Regions from separate parts of the Mus musculus genome. Here regions 1 and 2 are each linked to region 3. The links are chromatin loops, found by intact Hi-C in ENCODE. Cell type or tissue: gastrocnemius. All regions are shown on one strand.

Evidence for each region. A loop is a pair of places that touch in the nucleus more often than their neighbours do. Peaks named below come from ENCODE experiments on the same cell type or tissue, not always from the same donor. Only the 100,000 strongest peaks of a DNase experiment are listed, where the experiment ranks them.
Region 1: it touches region 3 in a loop (9-fold over the local background); 27 of 42 quality-filtered maps call a loop at or near these places.
Region 2: a loop joins it to region 3, with 5 times the contacts of the local background. A loop is called at or near these places in 6 of 42 quality-filtered maps.

Annotation. Positions count from the first base shown.
Region 1 is chr13:40,978,261-40,980,760 of GRCm38, reverse strand. The region is part of intron 1 of A730081D07Rik (RIKEN cDNA A730081D07 gene); the gene reads left to right. Among named protein-coding and RNA genes, the nearest start is that of Pak1ip1, 21 kb to the left of the region's middle. In gastrocnemius, a CTCF peak has its summit at 1,178 (motif pointing right); no DNase peak of the experiment used is centred here; H3K27ac peaks cover 1,228 bases.
Region 2 is chr13:41,046,134-41,048,633 of GRCm38, reverse strand. It overlaps Mak (male germ cell-associated kinase), which reads left to right. Exons shown (of 13, transcript NM_008547.2): 7 at 414-581; 8 at 2,304-2,500. Among named protein-coding and RNA genes, the nearest start is that of Mak, 23 kb to the left of the region's middle. In gastrocnemius, a CTCF peak has its summit at 1,160 (motif pointing right); no DNase peak of the experiment used is centred here.
Region 3 is chr13:40,842,182-40,844,681 of GRCm38, reverse strand. No RefSeq gene overlaps it. Among named protein-coding and RNA genes, the nearest start is that of Mir5124a, 22 kb to the left of the region's middle. In gastrocnemius, a CTCF peak has its summit at 1,076 (motif pointing left); DNase peaks (open chromatin) are centred at 1,063 and 2,310; H3K4me3 peaks cover 392 bases; H3K27ac peaks cover 372 bases.

The DNA of each region.
Region 1 (2,500 bases), 140 kb before region 3:
GGATCAGCCTAGGGAGTTGTCAGCTGAAACCGGAGTTACAGTCCATTTTGGGGAAGCTGAGACCTCATTGGAAACAAACTGTTGAGGGGGAAGGTATGAACTGTGTCCAGGGACCAAGTAGATATTGTGTTTTAGACCAGGATTCCCCAAAACTGTGGCCTATGGAACACATGAGTTCTATAGAGATGAAGAGATCAAAATAGAGACCGTGGCTCTGTATTTAAATTCATCCAAGATAGGCTGTGTGTTTTCTTTCTCTGGATTTTCTGATGAAAAACTCTGGCAATGTATCATTTATAAGTGTTTCCCAAATGGATCAGACCATCATGTAAGCCCCTTTACCTGTCTCACCTTGCACTGAAGACGTGTTCTGCAGAGGGGTGGGCTGTTGACTGTGCTGACATGACATTAAGATGCATCTAGAAATAAGGCTATAGTAGAAATCCCTCTAGCAATGTGGCAGGGTCACAGCGTCCAAACAGCACTGTGGTTTCAAGTAGTGCACTTCAATATGTTCTGAAACAGCACAATCCCAAAACTGTATGCAGAGAAAACTTCAGGTCTTCATCATTGATTGAAAGAAAAGTAGCCTAGAGAGATACGTACCTAGACATTTGAGTTTCATGGTCAGAGAGTGTAAATGAAAGCAATCATTAGCATGCAGTATGTAGTATGTAATAGCCAACTTGGGGGTTTATTTGTTTGGTTTTTTTTTTTCCTTTAGTTAAAACTTACACTCTCTGTTCCTATCATTTCAATATGACATTTTAATAAAAAAAAAATACAATGGGATTTAGGCTGGCTGAGGGTGTACCAGTGGTAGACTGGGTACTTAGCATGCTGTCAAGGCCCTGAGTCTGATCCCCAGTATCAAGCAAATAATATTTAAAAAGAATGTATGGAGTTGGCAAGATGCCTCAGCAGGCAAATAAACTTGCACCAAACCTGACAACCTGAGTTGATCCCTAGACGTCACAGGGTAGAGGGGGAGAATCGACTCCCCAAAGTTGTACATTCCCCAGCACCAAAGCAGAAGGAGAGAAAGACTTAGCTTCCTAACAATATAAATCCTTCACACCTCAGAAATAACATTTTATTAAAACCTTGACTCATTTGACAAAAGGTTTAGGTTGCACTTTGAATGTTAAATGTCCCCTGGCCAGCTCATTTGCTTGAACATTTGATCCCAGTCCAGTTGGTGGCACTATTTCAGAACGTTCTGGAACCTTTAGGAAGTCAATCATTGTTAGAAGAATGGATCCCTGGGAGTGAGTTGGCTTGAGGTTAGCAGATAGTTTCCTGACTGAAGAGCCAGCGGGACCAGCTGCCTCCTGATCCTGCTACATACCTTGCCTACCTTGACTCTCTTGTCAAACACTAAGCCACACTAAGCCCTTCCCCCTTTAAATGACCTCTTGTCTGGTATTTACTCACTGCAACAAAAACAAACAAACAAACAAAAAAAACCACTGATACACCCGTAAAAACATCTTAGGCCCAGGCTCCCGACCTACCACGCTGTGGAAAACGCTGCTAGCAAAGAATGAGTTCTTGGGCTGGCACAGAGGAAGGAGAAAGTGCAGATTTGTTCACACACTGCTCTCTGAAAAGCTCAGAGCAAGTAGACCCATCTGTGCACTAAGATAGAGCAGTTCTAGTATTCACCTGTATATCCTCTTCAGTGTGGAGACAGGGGCTTGCTCTATAGTCCAAGCTAGCCTCTAGCTGGGCATCTTTCTGTTTCCACTTACAAGTACTGTTACCTGTACACTTTAATCATTTTGAAGTCACTTAGAATGCAGTGTAAATAGTCGCCACCCTGTCTGGCTCGGGGAACAATGACCAGAAGTCTGCACATGATCAATCCAGACAAAAAAAAAATTTTTTTTCTTGAATGTTTCCTGTCTGTGTAGCTGGCTGACTCTACAGTGTGGAAACTGCAGATCTAAAGCATTGTCAGGGCTGGCCTTTATTCTATTTCCCTTTTTTTTTTTTTGAGTTCTAAAGATTGTACTGATGGCCCGTGTACAATGGAAAAAGCACTTTACCACTGAGACGTATCCCAAGCCCTTTTGAAGATTTTTTAAAAAGAGTTTGGGAACAGGGTCTTATTCAGTTGACCAGTCAGTCTACTCTTGGTCTCACTGTACCAATCCTCCTGCCTCAGCCTTCCAAACACCAGGGATTACAAGCCTATGCTACTAGACCCAAGTCATTTCATATTCATAATAAGATTGCATACAAAGCCGGGCATGGTGGCACACACCTTTAATCCCAGCACTTGGGAGGCAGAGGCAGGTGGATTTCTGAGTTCGAGGCCAGCCTGGTCTACAGAGTGAGTTCCAGGACAGCCAAGACTACGCAGAGAAACCCTGTCTCGAAAAACCAAAAAAAAAAAAAAAAAAAAAAAAAAAAAAGATTGCATACAAACTACTGGTCTACATTTCTAAAGATAGATTAATTAGCTAAATTTCTAATAGGGATTAGGGAAGGTGAGGCT
Region 2 (2,500 bases), 200 kb before region 3:
GTGCCACTGAGACTGAAAGCCAGAAGGAGTTTGCTTTTTGAAATTTACATAGGCCAGGCAGTGGTGACCCATGCCTTTAATCCCAGCACTTGGGAGGCAGAGGCAGGCGGATTTCTGAGTTCGAGGCCAGCCTGGTCTACAAAGTGAGTTCCAGGACAGCCACGGCTATACAGAGAAACCCTGTCTCGAAAAACCAAAAAAAAAAAAAAAAAAAAAGGAAATTTATAGAAATTTATAGCTATGCTATTTGGTTTTTCTCCCCTCTCAGATTCATGTCCTTCCTCTAAGGTGCCTGGTACTTCACATTTATTCCTGACTCAACATTGAAGTTTTCCCACATGAATCTGTGTCATTCCTGAGTTATTACATCAATTACAAAAACCAGCTTTCTCTCTGTATCTGTCCTTTAACAGAGTGACTGGCCGGAAGGATACCAGCTTGCATCCTCCATGAACTTCCGCTTTCCCCAGTGCATTCCCATCAACCTAAAAACTCTCATTCCCAATGCCAGTAGCGAGGCCATCCAGCTCATGACAGAGATGCTGAACTGGGATCCAAAGAAGCGACCAACAGCAAGCCAGGTCAGGCGGCTCACCCCGGGGGCAGCGTGTTAAATTTGTGAGCGTTTTTTACAAATTATTTATGTGCCTAAGTATGGATGTGCGCCACGCGTGTACAGGAACCCAGCAAGCTAGTAGATGGCATCAGATCCCCCTGGAATTGGAAGCATAGGTGATTGTGAGCCACCATGTAGAGCCCAGAAACCAAGCCCAGGTCTTCAACAAGACCAGCCAGTGCCCTTAACCACTGAGCCATCTCTCCGACCTTTACATTTGCAAAGTTTTGCAATTCTACAAAGACATCAATTCTCAACCAATGTTTTCCAAGATCAGTAAGTGCTAAGCCCAAGACACCCACTATGTGCAACAAGCAAGAGTGAGGCATATTGCAAACAGAGTCACTGCATAATGGTGTCATATGCCCTCAACGAGCCAGAGAAGACGCAACCACTAAGGGTAATGCCTCCAGACTGGCACGCGCTTGGTCTGGGTGGCATATAGTAGACTTCTTTGGTTGAGGGCTAAGATTCTTGTTCCCTGGGACAAGAATCAGGAAATTCAGACTTCAGTAAGAGTTTATCCTCTGACTCCCACAAGAGGGTAGCATTGTGGAACTTTGTAGTCTTTAAAATGCTATCCCTCTGTTTGCCAGAGGCTTAACAAACAAACAACGATGATAAATTGTGTTATATTATTTACATTTAATATAAATTCCACGTAAAACTTAACCCCCCTCATTTAAAATAAAATAGCATATGTGTTTTCTAAAGACCAGCTACACACCAGGCAGCAGTGGTGGACACCTTTAGTCCTAGCACTTGGGAGGCCAATCTTTGTGAGTTTGAGGCCAACCTGGTCTACAGAGTGAATTCCAGGACAGGCAAGGCTACCCAGAGAAACCCTGTTTTAAAAAACCAAAACCAAATAAAGTAAAAAAAAAAAAAAAAACCCACACACACACAAACAACAACCATAAAAAAGACCAGCTACAAGAAACAAAAGAGAAAAATGAATCCAGGCATATTTGAACACAAACAGGTAACCAGAGAGCAGAGATTGGGGAGCAGTTACCCTGAGAGGTATTAAAATCACCACAGCAACAGTCCTGGCATAGGAAGAAATCACAAGAGACTCTGCATAGCTACTTAAGAACTAAATCATTAAAACCAACAGCATGTATAAAGACTTTATATCATGATGAGGAAACTGTAGCCATGAAGCAGCATAAGGGGCCAGTGAGATGGCTCAGCAAGCTTAGGGTACTTGGGGATGCCCCCAAGGTCAAGCCCTAGAACCCACATGGAGTTGTTATAATTTGGCTAGAGAAAAAAAAAATCTCCATTTGTTCACCTTGCCTGTAGCAATATTACAAGTTAGTTTATTTCAAAAAAGGATGAGACAAAACCCAGAGACAGTGCACGACTGGATTTAGCCGAGTGCTTCTTTTATGTGTACTTCATTCTCAGACTTTCTCCTGGGAAGTTTGTCTTCTGCCCACAGGTCCTCAGCTTTGTACAACCTGGTATCCTACAGAGATCCTACATGCTTGGCACTTGTCAATGCAGGTTAGCATGACTGAGGCCACAGGTTCAATACCCAGAACTCCCCATCAAGAAGACCACTGATAATAGTGATCGGTTTGCCCTATATTAAGGATGCACACAATTTCAACTTGGAAACGTTCTGATTAGCTACGCATTAACGTAAGGTGACCTTCTGTATGGTGTTTCCATACTTTTCCAGGCACTGAAACACCCATATTTCCAAGTCGGTCAGGTACTGGGCTCTTCTGCACACCATCTGGATACAAAACAGACTTTACACAAGCAGCTGCAGCCTCTGGAGCCAAAGCCATCTTCCTCTGAACGGGATCCTAAGCCTTTGCCAAACATACTTGATCAGCCTGCCGGGCAGCCCCAGCCAAAACAGGGCCACCAACC
Region 3 (2,500 bases):
AACTCTGTGTTTGCTTTAATAAGCTCCCGGAACACTGAATCTGTCTGTTGATCACTGTGTTTTTAGCATCTTGCTTATGGGAGACACAAAGGGGTGAGTTAGGCTGAGCCTCTCTCTTACTCTATATCAGATGTCCTGGTTAGTTCTTTTTGCTTGTCGTCTTGACATATCTAGACTCATTTGAGAGAAAACTACAGTTGGGGGAAATGCCCCTCCAAGATTGGCCTGTGGTACATCTTCTTGGTTAATGACTACTGTAGGGGTGCCTAGCTCACTGTGGGTGAGCACCTACTCTGGGTAGATAGGTGGTCAGAGTAGAATGAGGAAGCCGGGAGGAACACTGAGGGAAGTTAGCCTTTAGGTTCCTGCTTTGAGTTCCTATTCTAACTTCCCTCAGTGACAGACTGTGACCTGAGAGGTGTAAGCTGAAATAAACGCTTCCCAACCCAAGTTCTTTTTGGTCATCATGTAACAGGGCCCAGGACTTAGCACAACTGACTCCATGATGGAAGTATCATTTAGGCTGTAAACGCAGCGCATACACAGCCTTACCTGCCAAACAAAACCATTGGCCTAATCTATCAATGTCCATATACTTCTGGGATATGGCCACTCATCTCAAAATGTACCAACTTTGTCTTTTAGCTTCTGCACTTCCACTTCTGGCTAATTATTCTTGTTAATTGAAATATGGGAACCCAGAATATGGTATTTGTGCTTAAAAGCTCACCCCGAGAGAGCTCACTGCCACACTGGGATCCCAAACACTCAGTGTAGTCACAGGCCGCTAAGACTTTTTATTGGCTGAACTGGGTCTGAGCAAGTTTTTCTGCCGACTACCTCACAGCAATCCCAGCAATAGAAACCCTAACTAAGACAACTAGGGGCAACAATTAAGGCTGGGGGCCCAGCCTGGATTGATGAATATTTTTACACAGCTTTTAAACCTTAGAATGATTTAATACTTTTAATTGGTTGGAAAAATAATAGAACTCAAATATCCTGGTGGACCGCCCCCCAACCCCCATGTGACCCAGAACTTGTCATGATGTCGTGCTGCCCTCTAGTGGCCATATACAGAATAGCTCAGTGTGTTCCTTTGCAATACAGATTTAGAGCCCAAGGCTTTCATGTGCTACACAAACATTCTATGGCTGAGCCCCAATCCTTCTTTCCTCTTTTTTTTTTTGTTTTTTGTTTTGTTTTTTGTTTGTGTGTGTGTGTGTGTGTGTGTGTGTGTGTGTGTGTGTGTATGTGTGTGTGCGTTTTTGAGACAGGGTTTCTCTTTATAGCCCTGGCTGTCCTGGCACTCACTCTGTAGATCAGGCTGGCCTCGAACTCAGAGATCTGCTTGCCTCTGCCTCCCAAGTGCTGGGATTAAAGGCGTGCTCCACTACTGCCCAGCCAGCCCCCGAATTCTGATGGGTCAGTCTTAGGTTGTGTGTTCAATAACCCATCCCTGACTGTGATGGGTGTTTGTTTGGTTTGTAGGAAGACTCCTGGACCCTAACACATATTGTCTTAGCATTTTATTCCCAATCACTGTGAGCAGTGGGAAGAGAGCAAGCTTTGGAAGACTTAAAAGAAGTGTCTCCATGTGACCTTTTGGGGTGTCCAATCCCCCACCTGACTGGTGTAGTCAGCTCTGCCCTCCAGCAAAGCTATCCAAAATGCTGCCTGAGCGCTTTCATAAGGCAAGTGGTGGTTAACTAAGTTATTATCTAAGAAGGGCAACACGTACCAGAAGAAGAAAAAGAAGGAGGAGGAAAAGGAGGAGGAAGAAGAGGAGAAGAAGAAAGAGGGCTGGAGAGATGGCTCAACAGTTAAGAGCACTGACTGCTCTTCCAGAGGTCATGGTGGCTCACAACCATCTGTAGTGGGATCTGATGCCCTCTTCTGGTGTGTCTGAAGATAGTTATAATGTACTCATATACATTAAATAAACAAATGAATGAATGAATGAATGAATGAATGAATAAATAAATAAATGAATGAATAAATAAATAGAAGGAGGACGAGGAGAAGAAGAAGAAGGAAAGGAAAGAAGTAGAAGAGGAGAAAAAGAAGAAACTGGCATAGGCTGGTAGATCTCCATGAGTTCAAGGCCAGCCTGGAGCAAGTTCTAGAATAACCAAGCCTATATAGAGAAACACTGTCTTGATAAACAAACTAACAAACAAACAAAAAGAAAGAAAGAAAGAAAGAAAAAGAAAACACAGGAGAAAGAAAAGCAAGCCAGATCCCAAGTTTGGCTGCCAGTGGGGAGTCTTTGCCAAGTACTGGCAGGGAGGGCTGAGCATCCAGGAGAGAAAATGATGGACAGATGGTTCCCTCGGGGTCAGGGACCATCAGTCAGGCTATTTCCTGTGGAGATGCAGCAAAAGCCTTGGCTAGGCACATAGCTCAGGGGCTGTGTTCTTGCCTAGCAAGTCAAGGCTCTGGATTCCAGCTCCCACACTGCAGAAAGGAAGAAGGGAGAAAACAAACAAACAAACAAACA